Linked DNA regions of Homo sapiens: region 2 is linked to region 1. The links are chromatin contacts, found by Hi-C or POLR2A ChIA-PET in ENCODE. All regions are on one chromosome and are shown on one strand. The core of a region is the stretch at or near the end of the contact, and the rest is flanking DNA. Distances in the headings are between cores, read along the strand shown. Region 1 overlaps CCDC12 (coiled-coil domain containing 12). Region 2 overlaps ELP6 (elongator acetyltransferase complex subunit 6).

Region 1 (6,439 bases), core at 2,257-4,756:
CTGGTGTGGGGTCCACCCCTAGGCCAGAGAGCAGGGTGTGGATTCTGCCTCCGGCTCTTCCTTCAACTCTGGCACCTTGGATAGTCTTTCTGGACTGTTTTCCACATTGAGAAAATGTCAGTGACACCCTCTTCCTCTGTGGAAGGGTGGTCTCGAGAGGTGGCCTCTGAGAGGCCATGTGTGGAGGCTGCCCCTACTGGGGAGGGTGCATTATCTCATGCTTTCTGGCCTGTGGTTTCAGGTGGGGGCACAAAGGCGCTCCCACTCCTTTTTCTGAAACCCGCTGAGGACGCATTTGCCAGGACTTGCTTGGAGGCCTGTCCACCCCCTGAGGCTGTGATGTGGCCCTGTCCTGCCCATGGTCACTTCTTGTGTCATGTGCTCCAATAGACCTTGTCCTCTTTGTGTGGCCAGAAGGACAGGAGGCTTGGGGTGGGCTGGATAAGAGAAGGGAAGGGAGGTTTTATTGCCTTACACTGTACCCGTTCTTCAGGCTGGGGCCACAGTTGCCTTGCTGGGTGACAGCTGGAGGACAGTCTCCTCTGCCCACGAGTGGGGAAGCCACTGGGCTCTTTAAAAGTCTCATTTGCTGCAAAGCCAGCCATTGAGTGTTCTAAAGAAAAATATCAACCACCAAACAAAAACATCCCTGTACTAAATTGTCCTTTGCCCTCATAGCCTGGTGGTACTTTAGGCCACTCTAGGGCACTCTGCCAGAAGAGATCCCAGAGGTGTTGTAGCTATTATGAATTATGCTGCCAGGATCGTGCGTATATAGAATGCTTTGTTTTGCTTGCTCCTGTCTTGTTACTATTTCTATGGAATAATTTCCCCAGAGCAGGGTTACCGGGTCAGGGAGTTTGAACATTTTAATGGCCCTTGAAAGAAAGACCAGATCAGCCTCTAGAGCAGTTGTGTACCTCATTTGGGGTAGTTGCCTCTCCCCTCATTTTCATGCTTCTGTCGAGTCTGGCCTCTGGCAGCAGCAACTGAAGCCTTGTTATTTATATTGGGGACAAGGGGTAGGTCTCTATGTGCAGAGCCTAAAGCAAACAGAGGATTATTAGGGGCATGTCTGAGTGTCATGAGTGTGTTTTCCTGGCAGAGCTCCAGTGTCTCTGTACTCTGAATATTAAAAATGAAAGTGTTCTTTGATCAAAGTTGCCAGTCTCTCTGGTCAGTGGTGGCCTCTGCAAGGCCTGCAGGCGCATCCTGGGCGTGGCCTTCCCTGTGGTCTGTTACTAGGAGGAGTGCCTCACAGCAGTTCTCTCTCTGGCCCTTGATGGGGCCTGTATGGCCAGGAGGGACCAGGGTGGCCAGGTGGAGGACCTTGTTCTCAGGGAACAGGCCATGTGGGACTGTCCTGTCCTTATCCTCTCTGCCTCCCTCCAGGGGCCCAGGGCAGCAGGTGAATGTGGAGTAGCCTCAAGATATAAGGGATGAGAAGGGAGGCTAGCGCCCCAAAGGATAAGCCTGGTAGCATGAGTGAGTGAAGTGGACCAGGGGCCATGAAACCCCCATGAGCAGTGTAGGCTTTGAGGCCAGTTTGCCAGTGATGGGGTTGGATCAGATTCATAATCTCAAAGCTTCCTTTCATTTCGCCATTCTAGAACTCTACTCTGGTTCTATACTTGACAGAGAACATCAACTTTCTCCACCTGCTTCCTCTCATTGGCACATGTGAAAAAGCACCCTAGGGGTGATTTCCCCTGAACCTCCCTGGCCAGCCCATGTCCCGGGCTCCTGCAGCTGGCCTGAAGCAGAGTAAAGTAAATAGAAAAGGTCAGCTACCCATTTTAGAAGGAAACTCTATGGAATGCAAACTTGGCATTCCCTGTTGCTTTGCCACAAAGAAGTTGCTTAGGGGTTGGCTGCCCCGGCCCAGCCACATTCCTGCCCTCTCTGCTGGGCACAACTTCTTTGCTTCCAAATGTCTTCTCAAGTCATTGAAAGGCTCAGAGAGCCCCAGGCTACCCATAAAGCTCTTTCTTGAGTGCCTTCTGAATTCCTTTATCCAGCTTGAGGCAATGTATGCTGAGCCCCTCCTGGAGCTGCCTGGTGCATTTAGGGCAGGCTGTGAAAGACAGACATGCAGCCGACACAGGGCCACGTGCATGGAGTGGGGCCTGCTGTGGAGAGGGTAGAGAGGCAAGTGGGGCAAAGGGGGCCCAGGAGAAGGGCGGTTACTGTGCCTCAGGGTGAGTAGGGACACTGGGAGGGGCCCACAGGGCCACCTCCTGGAGCTGGCTCTTTAAGCGTGATGGACGGGGAAGTGTGTAGCTGAGGGGGTGAGCAGGCTGTGGGGCCAGGACCACGTGAAGAAGCTTAGACTTGTTTTGGGGACACTGGGGTCCCTGAGTCAGAGGGAGGGCCAGTGGAGGCACTGAGGTGGCTGATGTGTCTGCTCCTGTGGAGAGACAGCAAAGCTCCACCCAGACACTGGCTGCCGGTATAGGGTGGACTTTGGGTGGCCTAGGGCATTTGGTGCAAAGGATAGTGTCTTAGAAGCCATTGGGCTTTCTGGGCTGCCCTCCTTCCCATAGACTCTGGGGGCAGAAAGCCCCAAAAAAGCATGGCTTGGTCTCTGCTTCCCTTTGGCTAGGGGACAGCCTGGCCCTAAGCCACAGAGACTGGCCACCAGCAGAGCTGAGGTGCTGGTGCTGCCTGACTCAGAACCCTGCCACAGTCTTCTGCTGCCTTATGGCCCCTCTGCCTGTTTCCTCTTTATGTTTTTGAGTACTTCGTTGGTTGTTTCTGTGTAGGAAGAATACTGATTAGAAATTCCGGAAACTACAGAAAATCAGAGAAGCAAGTAAAAATCACTCAGAGCTGGACATGGTGGCTCATGCCTGTAGTCCCAGCTATTCAGGAGGCTGAGACAGGAGGATTGCTTAAGCCCAGGAGATCAAGTCCAGCCTGAGCAACATAGGGAGACCCCCATCTCTTTTTTTTTTTTTTTTTTTTTTTTTTGAGATGGGGTCTTGCTGTTCTCGCCCAGGCTGGAGTGCAGTGGCACCATCTCGGCTCACTGCAACCTCTGCCTCCCAGGTTCAAGTGATTCTCCTGCCTCAGCCTCCTGAGTAGCTGGGATTACAGGCACCCGCCACCACATCTGGCTAATTTTTGTTTTTTTAGTAGAGATGGGGTTTCACCATGTTGGTTGGCCAGACTGTTCTTGAACTCCTGACCTCAGGTGATCCACCCGCCTCGGCCTCCCAAAGTGTTGGAATTACAGGTGTGAGCCACCATGCCCAGCCAAGACCCCCATCTCTTGAAAAAAAGTCAGTCCTAGAGATAACCACTGTCAACATTTTTGTTGTTTTTATTTCTTTTCTTTTAGCTAGAGCTAGTACCTTCTCCCCTTAGCAACTTCCTCATTCTAAAATGGGGGTGGCAGAACCATTGTTTGGCTCCAGTTGTCCTCAGAAAGGTGGCTTCCAGATGCCAGTGACTGCTGGTGAGTGCAGGCTGCTTCAGTATTTCCTGGCCAGCTGACAAGGTGTTAGGTGTTGGCCTGCCCTACTGCTCTGGCTGGCACCATCTCGTCACACCCTGCCCAGTCTCCAAGAGCTGTGGTGGCCCCGGACACTGTAAGGCTATGGGAGCTCCTAGGATAGCAGCCTGGACCTGCTTTGTGTGTGAACCTGTTGTCCTACTATTTGTTTCTTGACTTTCCTTTTTTATCTCCATTCTTGTCTCCTTTTGGATTTTTTTGTTTTTAATTATTCCACTTTCTTCCTCTGTTAACTTGTTAATTGTATGCTGTTTTCCCTTTCTTTTAGTGATTTCCACAGGCATAACAACATACATCCTTAACTTATCAAAGTCTAATAGAAAATAGTAGTATTTTTACCATTTCCTCTACAGTGCTTAGGACCTTAGAACACTTTAAGGCTATTTGCCACTCTGCCTTTTACACTATTGTTGCTATATTTTAAATACTATAAGTTGTTATTACTCTTTTATACAGTCAATATTCATTTAAATTCTCTTTTCCCCCTGCTTTTTTTTTGAGACAGGGTCTTGCTTTGTCACCTAGGCTGGAGTGCAGAGTGTGATCATAGCTCTCTGCAGCCTTGAACGCCTGGCTCAAGCAATCCTCTTGCCTTAGCCTCCGAAGTAGCTGGGATTACAGACACAAGCCATTGTATTTACCCTTTCTGAGGCATTTTATTTTTTCCCTGCAATTCCATGTTTCCGTCTGAGATCATTTTCCTCTAGCCTAAAGTATTCCTTTTAGTATTTCTTGAATAACGGATTCACTGATAACTGATTCTCCTAACCTTTCTTTGTCTGAAAAAGTCTTTCTCTTGAAGGCTTCTTAACTAGATTTAGAATTTTGTGTGACATTTATTTTGTCCACACTTCTGAGATACCATTTCATGGTCTTATGGTTTCCATAGTTGCAGTTGAGAAGTCAGTAGTCTGTTTTAGTTTCTGCTTAAACACACTTTTTTTTTTCTCTCCAGGCCCATGAGATTATATGAGGTTGGTGCAAAAGTAATTGTGGTTTCTGCCACTATGTTCAATGGCAAAAACCACAGTTATTTTTGCATCAACCTAATGGGAAGCTCTGCTCAGTCTCTCAGCTTTTCAGCTGCTGCATGTAAATAGACATGCTTTAAGGGGAAAGAGGGACGTGATGTCAGGCTCACTTTGTTGTACTTCCCTTATCTCCATGATTGCAGCCCCTGAAATCCTTGCTGTCTTGGTACTTCTCTAAAGCCATTTAAAATACATATATATACATTTTTTTTTTTTGAGACAGTCTGCAGCCTAGGCTGGAGTGCAGTGGTGCGATCTCAGCTCACTGCAACCTCTGCCTCCTCAGTTCAAGCGATTCTCCTGCTTCAGCCTCCTGAATAGCTGAGATTACAGGCATGTGGCACCATACCCACCTAATTTTTGTATTTTTAGTAGAGACCGGGTTTCGCCCTGTTGGCCAGGCTGGGCTCAAACTCCTGACCTAAAGTGATCCACCTGCTTTTATAAGGGAGGTTAAATCTTGGGCCTGTGTTGGAAAGGCCAGGTCCCCAAGCTGAACCCCCCCATGCTCCTTGACCTCTCCCAGAGACTCCTGTCCTTTGGTAGTGGTGGAATTCCGGGGGTGGGCAGTTAAGTGGGCATTAGGGAGGGGAAGTCTCTTAGCTCTCCACGCTAAGGGGACTGGAGGTCAGAGACTGCACCATTTTCACGCGATCACACAACAGTGGCTGCACATCAGATTAACCCTCCAAGAGTGAGTCTGGGGAGGGCGTGGACCCAGCTTGATAGAGCTGGATGCACCCAGCACAGCCGTAATGTTTCTAAATGTGGAAACTGAGGCCCAGAATGAGACCTTCCCATGGTGGTCGGGATCTAGATGTTCTTGGCTGCTTGGCCAGTGCTCCGCTCTGGGGGTGGCAGGGCACAGTGGGCGCAAGGCTCTGCTCCCGCCTCTTGCTTCTGGTTCACTCCTCCAGTTGGCCTTCTGAAGCCTCGGGCAGTGGGTGGGTCTGGAGGCATGGGTGCGTGTTGCTGCTGTGAGTTCTGGGTACAGTTCCCTGTGGCCTCTCCTCTCTCCTTCTGATTTCTCACAGAACCCTGGAGACCGTTTCTGAAAGCGACAGTTTTTTTTCTTACTAATCCCTGCAGTTTTCTTCCCACACCCAGTTTCTCTTCCTCATTTCTCCCCACCCTGTTGTGAACGAAAGCCTTTGCACCCAGTCATGCCCCACTTTGTCTCCCTGTACCTCTGTGACCTGACATGTACCTCCAGGCCCGAGGCAGGTGTTCAAGGATGGGGGACGGGGTGGGGTATCTCTGGGCCTTCTGGGAGTGCAGGTGGGCTTCCTCCACACAGGCTATGCTGGTACTGCCCCATCGCCCGCAGTGGTTCAGCCCAGCCCCAAGGCTCCAGGCTCAGGGGCCCTGGCAGGAAGGAAGGAGATGGTAAGTAAGCTGGGGGCAGGAAGCAGGTGGAGCCCTTAAATAGGAGAGTGAATAGCATCTGAAAGCCCCTGAGTCCAAAGCACTGCCGCTTGCTAGCTGTGTAGCCACAGACACCCCTGCCTCTGGGAAAGCTTGCTTTTGCAGGGCCTGAGGAAGTCAGCAGCACTTTTACCTGGTCCAGACAGAGGGCTTGGGAGATGGCAGACTGTGGGAGGCCTGTTGGGAAATTGTTTCCTGCCTTAGAGGCCCAGGACTTTTCTGAGGGACCACTGGTCAAGAACCGAAAGAGGTACTGGGGAAGGAGGAGGACCTGCGGCCTAGTCTCACCTGGCCAGCATCTGAGGGGCCACTCCTGCATCCCCTGGGGCTAGGGGTCTGTCCCACTGCCTCTGCCTTGCCTTTCTTAGACCCTGCAGCCCCCAGGACCTCTCGCCCTGCCGCCCTGTGGAGTTACCAGGGACACATTTTCCTGGGAGCCTGCTTCTGTGTGTGTGGGGCTAGGATTTGA
Region 2 (6,081 bases), core at 3,115-5,614, 560 kb before region 1:
ATAGAGGCCTCAGCTGAAGGGCACAGAGAAGGTAGGGTGGGGTTCCCAGTGGAGCAGGTCCTGGGGTGGCTGCTCCTCTTTCATTCTTCTCTGTCTCTGTAGCTGAGGATCCTGTGGAGGAGACCATCGCAGCCCGCAGTCCACCGGGATCAGAGCTTCACTTACCAGTATAAGATACAGGACAAAAGCGTGTCCTTTTTTGCCAAAGGAATGTCTCCTGCTGTTCTGTGACCTGATTTCGGAGCAGCTGAAGCTACATAGGACTGTTTTTGGACGTGGAAGATAGAGCAACATAGCAAGAATGGGTCTTTCTCCTCTGTAGTAATATTTCAGGCTGGACCGGCGACTCCACTGTGACCAGAGGGTTGAGTGCTGCAGTGATGGCATGCCTTGGCTGCCCTGGGCCCTGTTCAGAAAACACAAGGGACCACAATCCTGCCTTTGCTGAGAGAGAGGCTGGATGCTAGACCCAAGTGAAAGGGGTCCTTTGGAGCCTTTGTTTAAATATGCCTTAGCCCCAGCTGCCCATTTTTGGTTGACAAGCCTTTCAGAGCCAGAGTGGGTATAGATGTGCCAGCCAGGAGATGGCACCGGATGGCAGGTGTGCAAGGTGACAACTAGGATAATCATGGCTGGAATAAAGTAAGTTTCCACACTGGAGCTTCCTGTGGGTTGTCTTGTTCAATTTCCATCCTGGAAAGGTACTTTCCCTTTCCCTATGAGTTCAGCGAGGAAACAGACCTAGAGAGGTTTGGAAGCACACAGGCTGCACAGCAGGCTGTAAGTAACTGTGCCTCACTCCACAGTCCACACTTGCTGACTGACAGTCATGGAACCCAGAGGCCAGCTCCCCACCCAAAGGTGGGGACCTTTGGCTTCTCCAGTTTCTGTGGTGCCTTGCCTTTATGCCAACAAATCCTAGCCATCAAGGGCCTGGCACCAGGGCCTTGGCCACATGAGGCCCTGTGTAGGCGCAGGTGTGTATGGTCTTGGTGAGAGGGGTAAGGGATGTTCTTGCTGCCAGGCGGATCAGGCCTTGGCGAGTTGCTGGTGCCTCCCTCACCTGTGAAGACTGCAGGAGGTGGGCTCTTGCCCCGCATCCTGTAGATGACAACTAGTCCCACTCAGCCCCTCAGTTGAGGTCACCTCAGAGTAGACACCAGGTGTATTCTCTTAAAATGGCTGCTTTTTTGGTATATAAATTATATTACAATGAATTTTATCTTAAAGAAAATGAAAAAATAATACTATTTTGCTGTATACTAAGGAACTTACATAGCTGTTATTTTCTTTTCTTTTCTTTTCTTTTTTTGAGACAGTCTTGCTCTGTCACCCAGGCTGGAGTGCAGTGGCCCGATCTCGGCTCACTGCAAGCTCCGCCTCCCGGGTTCATGCCATTCTCCTGCCTCAGCCTCCTAAGTAGCTGGGACTACAGGCACCTGCCACCATGCCCGGCTAATTTTTTGTATTTTTAGTAGAGACGGGGTTTCACCGTGCTAGCCAGGATGGTCTTGATCTCCTGACCTCATGATCCGCCTGCCTTGGCCTCCCAAAGTGCTAGGATTACAGGCATGTGAGCCACCATGCCTGGCCTTTTTTTTTTTTTTTTTTTTTTTTTTTTTGAGATGGAGTCTTGCTTTGTCACCCAGGCTGGAGTGCAGTGGTGGCATGATCTTGGCTCACCACAACCTCCGCCTCCCGGGTTCAAGCTATTCTCCTGCCTCACCCTCCCAAGTAGCTGGGATTACAGGCACGTGCCACTGTGCCCAGCTAATTTTTGTATTTTTAGTAGAGATGGGGTTTTGCCATATTGGCTAGGCTCGTCTTGAACTCCTGACCTCAGGTGATCTGCCTGCCTTGGCCTCCCAAAGTGCTGGGATTACAGGCATGAGTCACCATGCCCAGCCTCTTTTCTTTGTTTTGAGACATGGTCTCTCTCTGTTGCTCAGGCTGGACTGCAGTGGTGTGGTTATAGCTCACTGCAGCCTCGACTCTCTGGGCTCAAGGGCTCTTCCCACTTCAGTCTCCCAAGTAGCTGGGATTACAGGTGCGTGTCACCACGCCCAGCTCATATCTGTTGTTTAATTTTAACTTTTTGGATTTTTAGTCTTTAGGAAAAATTTATCACACTTCTCTTCAAATCATACCATTGTGTATGTTATCCGTCTGAAACAGTAAGCTGCTTTTATTCTCAAAATACTGTAGACCTGATAGAATATTTGAAAGTTATGAGTGCAATTAAGAGAAAGTAGTTATTAAAGAATCTAATGATTCTTTGACTAAGACTTCATTATTTATGCAAACTTCGTTTGAGCTACGATTTTGAATGGGCAAGGCACCATTTTTTACATGACATAAATGTTGCTATCATGTTTCTTCACTTAGTTTATAGATGTTTTCACTATTTTTTTTGAGACAGGTTCTCTCTGTTGCCTAGGCTGGAGTGCAGTGTGGCACTTCTTAGTTCACGTGAATTCCAAGTGATCCTCCCCTACCTCAGCATTCTGAGTAGCTGGTACTACAGGTGCCCACCACCATGCCTGGCTGTTTTTAATTTTTTTGTAGAAACGGGGTGTCACTTTGCTGCCCAGGGTAGTCTTGAACTCCTGGGCTCAAGAGATCCTCCCGTCTCAGCCTCCCCTTAAATATTTTATGTTTAATAGCTATTGAGGGCGGGGCACAGTGGCTCACGCCTGTAATCCCAGTACTTTGGGAAGCCAAGGCGGGTGGATCACCTGAGGTCAGGAGTTCAAGAGCAGCCTGGCCAATATGGTGAAACCCTATCTCTACTAAAAATACAAAAATTAGCTGGGCGTGGTGGTGGGCACCTGTAATCCCAGCTACTTGGGAGGCTGAGGCAGGAGAATCACTTGAACCCAGGAGGCGGAGGTTGCAGTGAGCCGAGAATGCACCATTGTGCTCTAGCCTGGGCAACAAGAGCAAAACTCAGTCTCAAAAAAAAAAGCTATTCAGCATTTTATGCTATCATTATATTCTAGTTTGTTTAGTTATCCTCTGGGCATGTAGATTCTGGTTTTTACAGTTATCAATTATGCTGTTATAAATTTTATATACTCTACCTATTGCGGGTGGGGATAAGTACTTGTTTGTTTAGAACCTGACAAACCAGGTCACTGGCAGAGCTCATAGAACTTACGTTCTGGAAGAGAAGACAGGCAATCAACAGAATCGACAAAGGACATATTTAACTTAGACCACAATAAGTGCTATAAATAAACCAGCACAGGGGCCTGTGAGAAGTGAGGGGTGATGACATTTTAGTCCATACCCTCTAATGGAATTATTGAATTACAGCAGAAACTGGCCCTGGCACATTATCAGGTTGTTCTTCAGAATGATGGAGCCAGTTGACAATGATGCAGAGATTTTGCTCTGTCAACTTTGGGTTTAACTTATTTTTAATTAATTTAATAGTGGTGGTTGTGTGAGAATGGACTAATACAGGGGTAGAAAAACAGGATCATAAGGTGTGATATGGTCCATAAAAATGATTCTAGTGTGAAATGGACATTTCTTTAATCACTAGCATATAATTTTCTCTGTATTTTTCCGTGTGTACAGAATCTGTTCCTTATCCTTGCTTACTTATCAATTAAAACCTGGTGTTGGTCGGGCATGGTGGCTCATGCCTGTAATCCCAGCACTTTGGGAGGCTGAGGCAGGCAGATCACTTGAGTCCAGGATTTTATTTTTATTTATTTATTTATTTTGAGACAGAGTCTTGCCCTGTTGCCCAGGCTGGAGTGCAGTGGCGCAATCTTGGCTCACTGCAACCTCCACCTCCCGGGTTCAAGCGATTCTTCTACTTCAGCCTCCCGAGTAGCTGGGACTACAGGTGCCTGCCACCACGCCCAGCTAAGTTTTTGTATTTTTAGTAGAGACGGGGTTTCACCATGTTAGCCAGGATGGTCTTGATCTGCTGACCTCGTGATTCGCCTGCCTCGGCCTCCCAAAGTGCTGGGATTACAGGTGTGAGCCACCGTGCCCAGCCAGAAGATCTGTTTTATAAAAAGGGTTATAAAGATAAAAACAATCCTAAAGGCTGGGCATGGTAGCTCATACCTGTAACCTCAGCGCTTTGGGATGCTGAGGTGGGAGGATTGCTTGAGGCCAGGAGTTTGGAGGCCAGCCTGGGCAAAATAGCAAGACCCTGTCTTGAACAACAACAACAAAAAGCTGGGCATGGTGGTGTGGTCCCAGCCACTCGGAAGGCTATGGTGGGAGGACTGTTTGAGCTCAGGAGTTCAAGCCTGCAGTGAGCTATGATCAAGCCACTGCACTCGAAGCTGAATGGCAGAGCGAAACTGTCTCAAAAAAAACCCAAAACCGGCCGGGCGTGGTGGCTTACGCCTGTAATCCCAGCACTTCGGGGGGCCGAGGCAGGCAAATCACGAGGTCAGGAGATCAAGACCATTCTGGCTAACATGATGAAACCTCGTCTCTACTAAAAATACAAAAAATTAGCCAGGAGTGCTTGCAGGCGCCTGTAGTCCCAGCTACTCGGGATGCTGAGGTGGAGCTTGCAGTGAGCCGAGATCACACCACTGCACTCCAGCCTGGGCGACAGAGCTAGACTCCATCTCAAAAAAACAAACAAACAAACAAACAAAAACCCTGAAACCAAAAACCAAAACAATCCTAAAGACTGCTGTAGCCTAATGAGAGGTTGATATAGTTTGGGTCTGTGTCCCTGCCCAAATCTCATGTGGAAATTAATTCCCACTGTTGGAGATGGGGCCTGCTGAGAGCTGATTGGATCACAGGGGTGGATTTCCCTCTTGGTACTGTCCTGAGTTCTCATGAGATCTTTTGTTTAAAAGTGTGTAGCACTTACCCACCGCCACCCCAGACCCCATCTTGGTCCTGCTCCTGCCATATACGACACCTGCTCCTGCTTTGCCTTCCACCACGAGTGAAAGCTCCCTTGAGGCCTCCCCAGAAGCAGATGCTGCCATGCTTCCTATACAGCCTGCAGAACTGTGAGCAAATTCAACCTCTTTTCTTTATAAATTACCCAGCCTCAGGTATTTCTTTATAGCAGTGTGGGAATGGACTAATACAGGGGTAGAAAAACAGGATCATAAGGTGTGATATGGGCCATAAAAATATTCTACTAACATGAGGCTGATGTTCATAGGAAAGAACAATTATTTCCCCCTAATTTTTTTTTTCTTTTTTGTTGCGGGCACAGAAAATTGGGGAAGAATTTATGGGGGCAGTGCTATTTGAACAAGACCTTGTAATGTTCCTGTTTCATCTCTGATGGTGTCTTAATTCTTCAGGACTCAAAAATATGTTTTTCTTTCTCACTGGAATGAAGTTGCTATTCTGTGCTTTCTAGTGTAAAATAATTTTTAAAATATGGATAACATTTCAACTCATTTAAAATTTGTAGGCCAGGTGCAGTGGCTCATGACTGTAATCCCAGCACTTTGGGAGGGTAAGACAGGTGGATCACGTGAGGCCAGGAGTTCAAGACCAGCCTCATCAACATGGCAAAACCCTGTCTCTACTAAAAATACACGAATTATCTAGGTGTGGTAGTGCATGCCTGTCATCTCAGCCACTCAAAAAAAAAAAAAAAAAGAAAGTAACTTTTCTTTTTCTCTCCCCTCCCCCCACCTTTCTTTTCTCTTCTCTTCTCTTCTCTTCTCTTCTCTTCTCTTCTCTTCTCTTCTCTTCTCTTTCTTTTCTTTCTGACAGTGTCGCTCTGTCACCCAGGCTTGAGTGCAGTGGTGCGATCTCGGCTCACTGCAGGCTCTGCCTCCCGGGTTCATGCCATTCTCCTGCCTCAGCCTCCCGAGTAGCTGGGACTACAGGCGCCCGCCACCACGCCTGGCTAATTTTTTGTATTTTTAGTAGAGACGGGGTTTCACTGTGTTAGCCAGGATGGTCTCGATCTCCTGACCTCGTGATCCGCCCGCCTTGGCCTCCCAAAGTGCTGGGATTACAGGCGTGAGCCACCGCGCCCAGCCAAGAAAATAACATTTTTGGAGAGTATCTAAAATTTTTTTCTTTATTATTGGTCTTTATTTCCGGTCACTTCGTGATATCAGTTTT

Evidence for each region. Hi-C counts contacts between places; a loop is a spot of excess contacts on that map. ChIA-PET counts read pairs that join two places held with the same protein, here RNA polymerase II (POLR2A).
Region 2: a map with no recorded cell type shows a loop between it and region 1 (5-fold over the local background). The contact joins two enhancer-like sites. A Hi-C loop is called at or near these places in 1 of 37 single-sample maps with no recorded cell type. POLR2A ChIA-PET finds 5 or more read pairs at or near these places in 1 of 52 experiments (AG04449).

Annotation. Positions count from the first base shown.
Region 1 is chr3:46,926,563-46,933,001 of GRCh38, reverse strand. The region is part of intron 2 of CCDC12 (coiled-coil domain containing 12); the gene reads left to right. Among named protein-coding and RNA genes, the nearest start is that of CCDC12, 47 kb to the left of the region's middle. RefSeq lists enhancers at 1,066-1,175, 1,366-1,881, 2,326-2,375, 1,882-2,397, 5,397-5,776. Within about 2 kb of position 3,506, at least 22 of the 41 ENCODE cell types and tissues checked have a DNase peak (open chromatin) inside an H3K27ac peak, as active enhancers do.
Region 2 is chr3:47,490,219-47,496,299 of GRCh38, reverse strand. ELP6 (elongator acetyltransferase complex subunit 6) reads left to right here. Exons shown (of 7, transcript NM_001031703.3): 7 at 103-660. The coding sequence ends at 231. Among named protein-coding and RNA genes, the nearest start is that of SCAP, 17 kb to the right of the region's middle. Within about 2 kb of position 4,364, at least 2 of the 41 ENCODE cell types and tissues checked have a DNase peak (open chromatin) inside an H3K27ac peak, as active enhancers do.